Regions from separate parts of the Homo sapiens genome. Here region 1 is linked to region 2. The links are chromatin contacts, found by Hi-C or POLR2A ChIA-PET in ENCODE. All regions are on one chromosome and are shown on one strand. Each heading gives the region's core, a stretch centred on a gene start or an enhancer-like site at or near the end of the contact. The rest is flanking DNA. Distances are from core to core; before and after follow the strand shown. Region 1 has its middle 53 kb from the start of MARCKS. Region 2 has its middle 68 kb from the start of LINC02541.

Region 1 (4,805 bases), core at 235-2,734, 86 kb before region 2:
TCAATGATTCCCCCAATCATAAACTCTTTTTCTTTAAAACCAAAAAACCAAAAAACGGTGTTTGTGTGTGTGTTGGAAGGCCAAGGGTCAAGCACTGAGAATATTCTCCTTTTTGCCTAAATCATACCAAATCATCCTCCTCAAGCTTAAAAGAAACAATGATCTCATCAGTTGGTCTTTGAAAAATATAATCCTTTCTTAATTGGTTGTTTTGTAACTTTACATTGGTTCTAGCAGGGAGGAACCTATCCGTTTCACTTCTTGGTACAGTATCTTTGCCTTCTCCACCAATTAGGAACTTCAATACTTCTGATTAAAGTGTTGATTTGTGTTGGAGAAAAACAGGCAGAGAAGTGGGGTTGGGATAAGCAGCTGTGGAAATTGTGGGGAAGGGAGACTTAGCCAAGGGACAGGAAGGCTGTTCCAGAGCTCTGGCCTGACCACTTATTCCATGGTTTGCACATGATCCCCCAGCACCGGAGCCAGGGTTTCCAGAGTGCACAGCTTTCATTTCCATTAGTGACTGACTTAGAATCGTCAAGACCAAACCTTTCCCTCTGACTTTACAATTGAAGTTCAAAGGCTTTTGCATCTAGTCTACACCTATCGGTGAGTTCAGGAGAATTTTGGGAAAATAAAAAATACAAGATAAAACTCTATAGAGTTACATTTCCCTTTCTTTCCACAAGATGAGAGAACAATACAGGATGCTGTAATTTGTCAAAACCCCAAACAAAACAAAACAGGTCTGTTGTTAATACGGACAAATGGTCACAGCTGCAGAAAAGTTACCACATGAACTCTTTCAGTCCTAAATAGTCATTTTTGCAGTTCTGCGATCACTTTTCCAGGACTCCTTTTTTCCCTCCTCAGTATTTATTCATATTAACTATTTTTTCCATGTTAGATTTCTTCTGTTCGATATATTTTTTAGACAATGCTGCTTCCTATACAGCAGCTTTCTAATATTCTACCCAGGTTCACCATACATATGTGTCATTTCAGTGCCACAATAGCCGTACAGTGAAAGTAAATATTTTGATTACGTAGTCCATCAGAAGAACTGCTGTTAGATTCCTCTCTCTACTCCCATTCTCGACGTTCCCATGATATAGGCCTCCCTTCCCAAGCATGCTGCTAACTGTTGTGCCACAAATCAGTGCAATGAAGCTTGAGGCCCAGGTTGTCATACAGCTGAAACACGCCAGGTGTGTTGAGAGTTTTCCAATGTTTGACTAATTTAGGTTAAGTTGAATTGTCTAAGCTGGCTTAAATTGCTGAGAAAGTAAGAAAGGCAGGCCTGGAGAACTGGTGTTTGATCATTTAAGGCTGAAATTTAAACCTCAAGCGAAACAGGGAATCCAAAACCAATTCAAAACAGAAAGAAGAAAGTTGTATGTGACATTTCTGTAATCGAAACTGATGAGTTATACATTTTTACTGTTGATTCTTAGCTTGTCTTCCTCTTTTGCCAGTATATATTTATCTCTTCAGGCATAATACCATGTTACAGCAAAACTGCTTTCATTTTGACTCCATTTGTGATAGACACATAGGGGTTGATGTTTACTTTTGAACTCACAAGAAAGAGTCTCTAAAGTTTGGAGTATAAGATTATGAGATCAGTGTTTAACCCCATGCAAGAAAAAAAGGAATTTCTGGGCCTTTGAAAAACACTTTGCCAGCACAGAAAGAACTTAAATATATATGTAAATTATTACAAAATTGAAATGACAAAATATTCATATCTAAAGCGATGTTCAAAGTTTTGTACTTGGCAAATTTTATGAACTTCCAGAATTATTCAGCGTAAATGAAAGATATAAAAATAGAGCTAAAATACATAGTAATTGTTGGAATACTTTTCACAATGTGTCCACTTATTCAGATGTACTTTTATCATTTAGATAAAATATCTTACTTATCTGTAAGATATTTGCGTATAGAGTCAAACTTACAAGTTTTTAAAGTTACATTTATTTATGTGCATTTTAAGCTATAATTTTGTAGGTTTTATGCTATAGCTAAAGGAAAAGAAAAAATGAACATGAAAATTTAAAAGCTTTATATATTTTTAGATTACGAAGTAATACAGGTTTATTGTCAAAAATTAAGAAAATGCAGAAAGGTATAAAGAAGACAAGAAAACAACTTATAATCCTATCACTTAATAATAACTATCATTAATGCTTTCAGTTTTACAGTTGGTCCTTGAACAACACAGGTTTGAACTGAATGGGTCCAGTTTTACGCAGATCTTTTTCAACCAAACTTGGATAAAAAATACAAAATTTGGCTTTTCTGACTATGAAGTAGCCATTCTTTTATTCCTTTACTTTCTTAATCAACTTGCTTTCACTTAAAAAAATACAAAATTCATATTTGAGGGATGGGAAACTTGCATATATTGGCAGTCGGAGGGGGCTGACTTTTCATATACATGGGTTCCGCAGGTCCGACTGAGGGACTTGAGTATGAGTAAGATTTTGGTATGCACAGGTGGTCCTGGAACCAGTCCTCTGTGTATACCAAGGGAAAACTGTACTTTTAGCCTTTTTGTCTGTATATTATACTTTACAAAATAAACCAAGAGAAGCTGGGTGCGGGGCTCATGCCTGTAATCCCAGCACTTTGGTAGGCCAAGGTGGGAGGATCACTTGAGCTCAGGAGTTTGCGACCAGGCTAGGCAACATGGTAAAACCCTGTCTCTACAAAAATGCAAAAATTAGCTGTGGACTAATTTTTAATTAATTTTAAACTAATGCCTGTGGACCCAGCTACTCAGGAGGCTGAGGTGGGAGGATCACCTGAGCCCAGGAAAAGTTGAGGCTGCAGTGAGCCATGGTGGTGCTACTGCACTTCAGCCTGGGTGACAGAGTGAGACCCTGTTTCCAAACAAACAAACAAACAAACAAACAAACCAAGATCAGTCAGTGTACCAAGTCGATTTCCAAAGGATTTAGCAATGCTGCTGGAGCAACTGAATATCCACATGGAAGAAAACAAATGAACTTTGACCCATATCTCATTCTATACAAAAAAACTCATTTGAGACAGATCATAGACCTCAACTTAAAACCAGAAACATAAAGTTTCAAGAACAAAAAGAGAATATCTTTTTGATCTTAGGGTGGGCATAGATTTCAAGGAAAGAACACAAAAAGCATTAACAATAAGAGAAAAAATGTTAAATTCGATTTCACAAAAAATTTTCTGCTTTTTAAAAGGCATCATTCAGAAATGACTAGACAAGTCTTAAACTGGGAAAAAAATATTCTCAGCTCATATGCATGCAAAAAATTTGTAGGCAGAATATATAAAGAACACCCAAAAATGTTCTATTTCTTGTTGGATGGTAGTTATGCTAGTGTATACAATTGCCAAGATATGTAAAACTGAACACCTAAAATTTGTGCATTTTATTTTATGTTAATATTATAATAAACATAAAATGAAGATCACTAGAGTTTTATTTGATGCTTCATTGAATTCACATTATTATTTTTCTATGCTCTTTACTACTTTTCGAGAAAATGTTTTTGATAGCTATGTATTGTTGTATGATATGAATACATAAAAACTAGGCTGAACTCAAAAAAATTTTAAAGTACAGATAAATTTTCTTTTATCTCTGGATATCTTGTTTTGTTTGCATTTCTGATTATGAGAACATCATATTTAAGCTGTTATTTCAAGAATATCTGTGTTCCTGATTGAGCAATGAGGGTTAAGATTCTCTTATACTTAGTTGTTTTCTCCCTCCCTCCCTTCTTTCTTTCTTTCCCTTCCTTCCTTTTTCTCTTTCTCTCTTTCTCTTTCTTTCTTTCTTTTTTCTTTCTTTCTTCTTTCTTTTTTTCTTCTTTCTTTCTTTCTTTCCTTCTTCTTTTTCTTTCTCTTTCTCTTTGCATCTCTCTTGACTTTTGTATTTTACATATATATATATTTTTCTTTTCTTTTTTTTTTTTTTTTTTGAGATGGAGTTTCACTCTTCTTGCCCAGGCTGGAGTGCAATGGTATGATCTTGGCTCACTGCAGTCTCCACCTCCTGGGTCCAAGAGATTATCCTGCCTCAGCCTCCCGAGTAGCTGGGATTACAGGCATGTGCCACCACATCTGGGTAATTTTGTATTTTTAATGGAGACAGCGTTTCACCATTTTGGTCAGGCTGGTCTCGAACTCCTGACCTCAAGGGACCCATCCACCTTGGCCTCTCAAACTGCTGGGATTACAGGCATGAGCTACTGCGCCCGGACCCATATTTTTATTTTGAAAAAATTCAATCTTACAGAAAAGTAGGATTAAAGTAGAATATAATGAAGAACGTATATTCTTCACCTAGATTCGCCAATTCTTAACACTTTGCCACATTTGCATTCTGTGTGTGTGTATTCACACAGTTTTTTTTTAAGTTTCAGATGTTTCTTCAGTATGTGGAAACAAGCTAATATATTGCATAACAAAATTATTACTCTCTCAAAATTTAACACTGATGCACTAATACCAAATAGAGATTACACATTCAAATTTTTCCCACGTGCCAGAAACATTCTTTACACTTAAAAAAATGCAGGCCCCAAGCAAATATAATGCATACATTAGTTATTGGATATCCTTAGTCTCCTTTATTTTAGAAAAAGCCCTCTACTTTTTAAAATGTCTGACATACATTGATATTTTGAGGAGTCCAAATCAATTGTCTTATAGAATAGTCTACACCTGGATTTTTCTGATTATTTACTCATGATTAGGTTCAGGACAAACATTTTTGGCAAGAATACTTTAAAGGTGATGTGTATAATCTGTTA
Region 2 (5,222 bases), core at 475-2,974:
CCCAAGTAGCTGGGACTACAGGTGTGAGCCACCACACCTGGCTAATTTTTTTTTTTTTAAATTTTTTGTAGAGATCGGATCTTATTATGTTGCCCAGGCTGCTCTTGAACTCCTGGGCTCAAGCGATCCTCCCACCTTGGCCTGCCAAAATGCTGAGATTACAGGTGAGCTACCTCGCCTGGCTCCAATGACTTCTTAACTGAGTCTTTTCAAGAATACTATGAAGGCATAAAAAGGAATGAGATCATGTCCTTTGCAGGGATATGGGTGGAGTTGAAAGGCATTATCCTTAGCAAACTAACAGAGGAACAGAAAACCAAACACCACATGTAAGTGGGAGCTAAGTGATGAGAACACATGGACACATGGGGTGGGAGCAACACACACGAGGGCCTGTCGGAGGGGCATGAGTCAGGGGAGGGAGAGCATCAGGAAGAACAGCTAACGGACTCTGGGCTTAATACCTAGCTGATGGGATGATCTATGCAGCAAACCATCATCACACACATTTGTTTACCTATGTAACAAATCTGCACATCCTGCACACGTATCCTTGAGCTAAAAATAAAAGTTGAAGAAAAAATAAAAAAGAATCTTGAGTTCCAGGTCTTTAGGTAAAGTGGGCCTTTGCTGGAGGAAAAACAAGAGGAAGAAAGTGTCCTTCCCGTTTCTTGCTTTTTGGGATAGCTTCTTTAAGTATTTCTTGCTCTTCACAGCCTCATCAACCCCTTCTTTCACTTCTAAAGGCGTACTCTTGTTTAAACCAATATCACTAGACTGGCTCTTTGCTGCAGTTTCCTCCTCTGTAAAATGAGGGTAATAGTAACTACCTCACAAGGGAGAAATGGGGAGGCAGAGGGTGTAATGTAAACTGTGCAGGTAGGAAGAGGCAACCAGGGAAGACAGGACCAGATAGGGACACTAGTGGGGAAGCTCAGAAGATGAATATAAGTGATGGAGATGATAGGTAGGGAAGGGGTGGGACAGAAGTAGGCTATTTGAAGTAAGGATCCTACTCAAAATGGAAAAAGGGTGGGCTAATTGCAGAGTTCATGCTCCTTATTAAGAAGAAAATGGAGGATGTGGCTGCTATGCTCCTGATGCAATTGGACCTTGCCAAGGTGGTACTGGGGAAAGAGAAGGTGGCCATGATCCCCATTCTCAGCTAACAACCAGATTGTTACCCCTTCTGCATAAACATTTTGAATGTGCTACTAATACAATGACATCATTATGTGATGTTACACAAGTCTGAATCATGCATTGGACATTTTTTTCTATGATGATCATAAGTTTTTATTTTTTTTTTTTTTTTGAGCTGGGGTTTCGCTTTTGTTGCCCAGGCTGGAGTGCAATGGTGCGATCTCGGCTCACTGCAACCTCCACCTCTCGGGTTCAAGAGATTCTCCTGCCTCAGCCTCCCAGTAGCTGGGATTACAGGCATGTGCCACTACGCCCGGCTAATTTTGTATTTTTAGTAGAGATGGGGTTTCCCCATGTTGGTCAGGCTGGTCTCGAACTTCCGACCTCAGGTGATCCACTTGCCTCTGCCTCCCAAAGTGCTGGTATTAGAGGCGACAGCCACCACACCTGGCAGATCATAAGATTTTAATCTGTGCCTTTGTATATTAAATGTTGTCCTCAGAAGAGAGACAATTGACCCTATCACTCCAGATAAAAACAGCAGAATGTCCCTGAGTCACCCTTAGGTGGGGCAATGTTGGCTAATTTGTCACTATTCTGATGAAACTTTCCCTGCAGTCAAATCCCTACAGTCATAAACCTAGGAGGGGCCTTAGGAGCCATATAATCTCTTTCTTAGCTTCTCAACCATCACAAGCAGATAAGGAGATCAAGCCTTGGTACTAATTAAAGGATTTGAATAAGGAGAGTTAGAGTTAGTTTCCATTTCCAGCTCTGTTATTTGTTATTAGTTGACCAGTTAACCGTGGTCAAGTCTCTTAACCTTGGAAACACTAAAGTGGTGCTTTCTGAGTTAAATGAATTTAAAAACTTTTGACCTCCTATCCTTGTTTGGTAAACAGTGAAGGATATGGACACATGCTTTACAAAAGGCTTTGCTGTTTCTCCAGTGACAGAAATTTTCTAAATGACCATCTTCAGGCCTATCAGGCAGTTTGTAGACAAGGTTGGATACATCATACATCGTCCATCTTAGTGGTGTCCTCATAAAATGAAAGATTGAAACTCCAAAGGAAAGATAGATGGTGATGGCTTCAGACACAGACGTAGTTTATTGTGGTTACGTTTGAGGTAGATGGAAAATCCCATCTGACCAAAATTAATTTGGACAAATCCAGCCCCACCACTACAGACCCTCCTGCCCCCAAGATTTATCCGTTTGAATTAATGAGCAAACCCTTCCAAACAGGACCATCTCTGGGAATGTTAACTCATTGTAACCCTTCTAGTCCCTCATACCTTAGTGTGACATTGTTGAATGCAGGTAACAAGAACACCCTGACTGAGGTAAGCACTGAACTAACTGGGGAGCCCACACAAAAGCTCTGTTCTCCTCCCCAGGAGCATCTCAAGAAAGACCCTTATTATTCCAGGGAAGAGAGTGCAAGAGGAAGGGAAAAAAGAGATTGAAGAACAATGATGGAATCGAGTTATTTCACTATTTTCTAAAAACAAAGGTAGGATTATTAAGCTAGATAGAAAGAAACACTTCATAATTATATATTTATTTTTAGTTTCTCCTTCTCCTTTTTTTTTTTTTTTTTTTTTTTTTTGAGACAGAGTCTCACTTTGTAGCCCAGGCTGGAGTGTAGTGGTGTGATCTCAGCTCACTGCAACCTCTGCCTCCTGGGTTCAAGCAATTCTCCTGCTTCAGCCTCTCAAGGAGCTGGGATTACAGGCACCCGCCACCCCACCTGGCTAATTTTTGTATTTTTAGTAGAGACGGGGTTTCACCATCTTGGCCAGGCTGGTCTTGAACTCCTGACCTCAAGCGATCTGCCCACATCGGCCTCTCAAAGTGCTGGGATTACAGGCATGAGCCACAGTGCCTGGTCTCTTTTCCTTAGGAGACCTAAATCAGTGTTTTCTAAAGAAAATCTCTGAGTCTCAAGTGACCAAAAGTTTTGCTTTGACTGAAAATACTTAGAGAGAAAGGAATGGGCTGTATCCACTAAGAATAAGGACATTTGTTGTGACCCCTTTTGTGCAAATAGAATTGAAAATTTTTCCCTATTTTGAATGGAGAGTCTTTTACACGCTTTATTGAGATATAATTCACATACCATACAATGCAGCCATTTGAAGTATGCCTAGGCTAAATGCGGTGGCTCATGGCTGTGATCCTAGCACTTTGGGAGGCCGAGGTGGGCACATTGCTTGAGTCCAGGAGTTCAAGACCAGCCTGGGCAACAGGGTGAAACCCTGTCTCTAATAAAAATACAAAAAAAATTAGTCAGGCATGGATGTGTGTGCCTGTGGTCCCAGCTACTCAGGAATCTGAGGTGGGAGAATCACCTGGGAAGTCAAGGCTGCAGTGAGCCCAGATCATACCACTGCACTCCAGTCCCTGGATAACAGAGTGAGACCCTGTCTTAAAATAAAATAAAATAAAATAAAATAAAATAAAATAGTGTGTCACTATCTGGTTTAAAGAGTATTAAAAAATAAAAGATAAAGAAATAAAGTATGCCTCATTTTTGCTGGCTGTGGTGGCATGAGCCTGTGGTCCCAGCTGCTTGGGAGGCTGAGGCAGGAGGATCCCTTGAGCCCAGGAGTTCGAGTCCAGCCTGGGCAACATAGCAAGATTCCTGTCTCTAAAAATTTTGTGTAAAAGTTTAATAAAATGTACTTTGTTTTTGGTATATTACATTTTTAATTTTTAAAAATTGTGATAACAAAAATTACCATTTTAACTGTTTTTAAGTGTACATTGAATGGAGTTTTTAAATAATTTAATTTTTAAATTTAATTTACTTAATTTTAAATAATGTTTCACAGGGAGCTCTCTGACTTACCTATTGATTATAAGTATGAATCTGAAAAAAATTAATGTATTGAAATATAATAGGTCAACTGAAAAGACCACAGAAATGGACACTTGTAAACCAGCAGCAACTCATTAACTGGTCTTAGGAGGCTGTCAGCAGCCATGTGCCCTGTGACTCCAGACTCCCTCAGCATCATCTTCCCAGAAATACTGCTTCCAGGTCATTACCACAGAGTGATAACTTTTCAAAATAACTTTCCCTCAGGCAGGTTACCCAGCAAATTCTGAGTGTCAAGTACCTAGGAAGTAAAGTGCAATTAGAAGCAACAGAATGGAAGTTAGGAGCCAGGACAGGAAGGATCTAATCTATACTAAGATGGGTAGGAAGGGAGAGGTAGCAAAGTATTGTTCTCAGACGTTTGGCGCTTCCAGATGACCTAGCCAAGGATCAAGAAAGAGCTGCATTTCTTAAATTGTGGCTTGAAAATGGCACTGTTATTAGCAAATATTTCAAATAAAGGGGCTCTTGCTGTTTTAGGACTTGGAGGACTCCACCTCTCCATCACCTGAATCTCCATCTCCTTTCCACCGCCTGAAATGTATCTCAAGGCCCCTGGGCTTCTCTCGCACTTGACCCTTCTGGGAGGGGATCTGTCCCCCTCTCCTTTCTGTCCTGTTCTGCCAGGATATTAACATCATTACTTGGCTCTTTGTCATGTGTAGCAGTGGTATTGCTTTTTTTTTTTTTTCCTTAACTTTTTATGTAAATGCCTTGGTCACCTGATAGGATCATGGACCCATCAATAGAAGGTACCCCTTTTGCAGTTTCGGTACCCTCACAGTCCTTAGCAGGGTGCCATGCTTATAATACTTGAGTAGTTCTTAACTGGGAGTTTTTTTTTTTTTGAGATGGAGTCTTGCTCTGTCACCCAGGCTGGAGTGCAATGGTGCGATCTTGGCTCACTGCAACCTCCACCTCCCAGGTTCAAGCAATTCTCCTGCCTTAGCCTCCGGAGTATCTGGCATTCTGCCACTATGTCTGGCTAATTTTTGTATTTTTACTAGAGCCAGGTTTTCACCATGTTGGTCAGGCTGGTCTTGAACTCCCAACCTCAGGTGATCCGCCTACCTCGGCCTCCCAAAGTGCTTGGAATACAGGCGTGAGCCACTGCACCTGGCTGAGTTTTTTTTGACAGAATCTTGTTCTGTTGCCCAGGCTGGAGTGTAGTGGTGACATCTTGGCTCACTGCAA

The links. A loop is a pair of places that touch in the nucleus more often than their neighbours do. ChIA-PET counts read pairs that join two places held with the same protein, here RNA polymerase II (POLR2A). Pooled maps may share reads with other maps.
Region 1: a pooled map shows a loop between it and region 2 (2.4-fold over the local background). The contact joins two enhancer-like sites. A Hi-C loop is called at or near these places in 1 of 50 pooled maps. POLR2A ChIA-PET finds 5 or more read pairs at or near these places in 3 of 52 experiments (GM12878, HCT116 and Panc1).

Annotation. Positions count from the first base shown.
Region 1 is chr6:113,801,955-113,806,759 of GRCh38, reverse strand. No RefSeq gene overlaps it. Among named protein-coding and RNA genes, the nearest start is that of MARCKS, 53 kb to the left of the region's middle. Within about 2 kb of position 1,484, at least 4 of the 41 ENCODE cell types and tissues checked have a DNase peak (open chromatin) inside an H3K27ac peak, as active enhancers do.
Region 2 is chr6:113,715,758-113,720,979 of GRCh38, reverse strand. No RefSeq gene overlaps it. Among named protein-coding and RNA genes, the nearest start is that of LINC02541, 68 kb to the right of the region's middle. Within about 2 kb of position 1,724, at least 3 of the 41 ENCODE cell types and tissues checked have a DNase peak (open chromatin) inside an H3K27ac peak, as active enhancers do.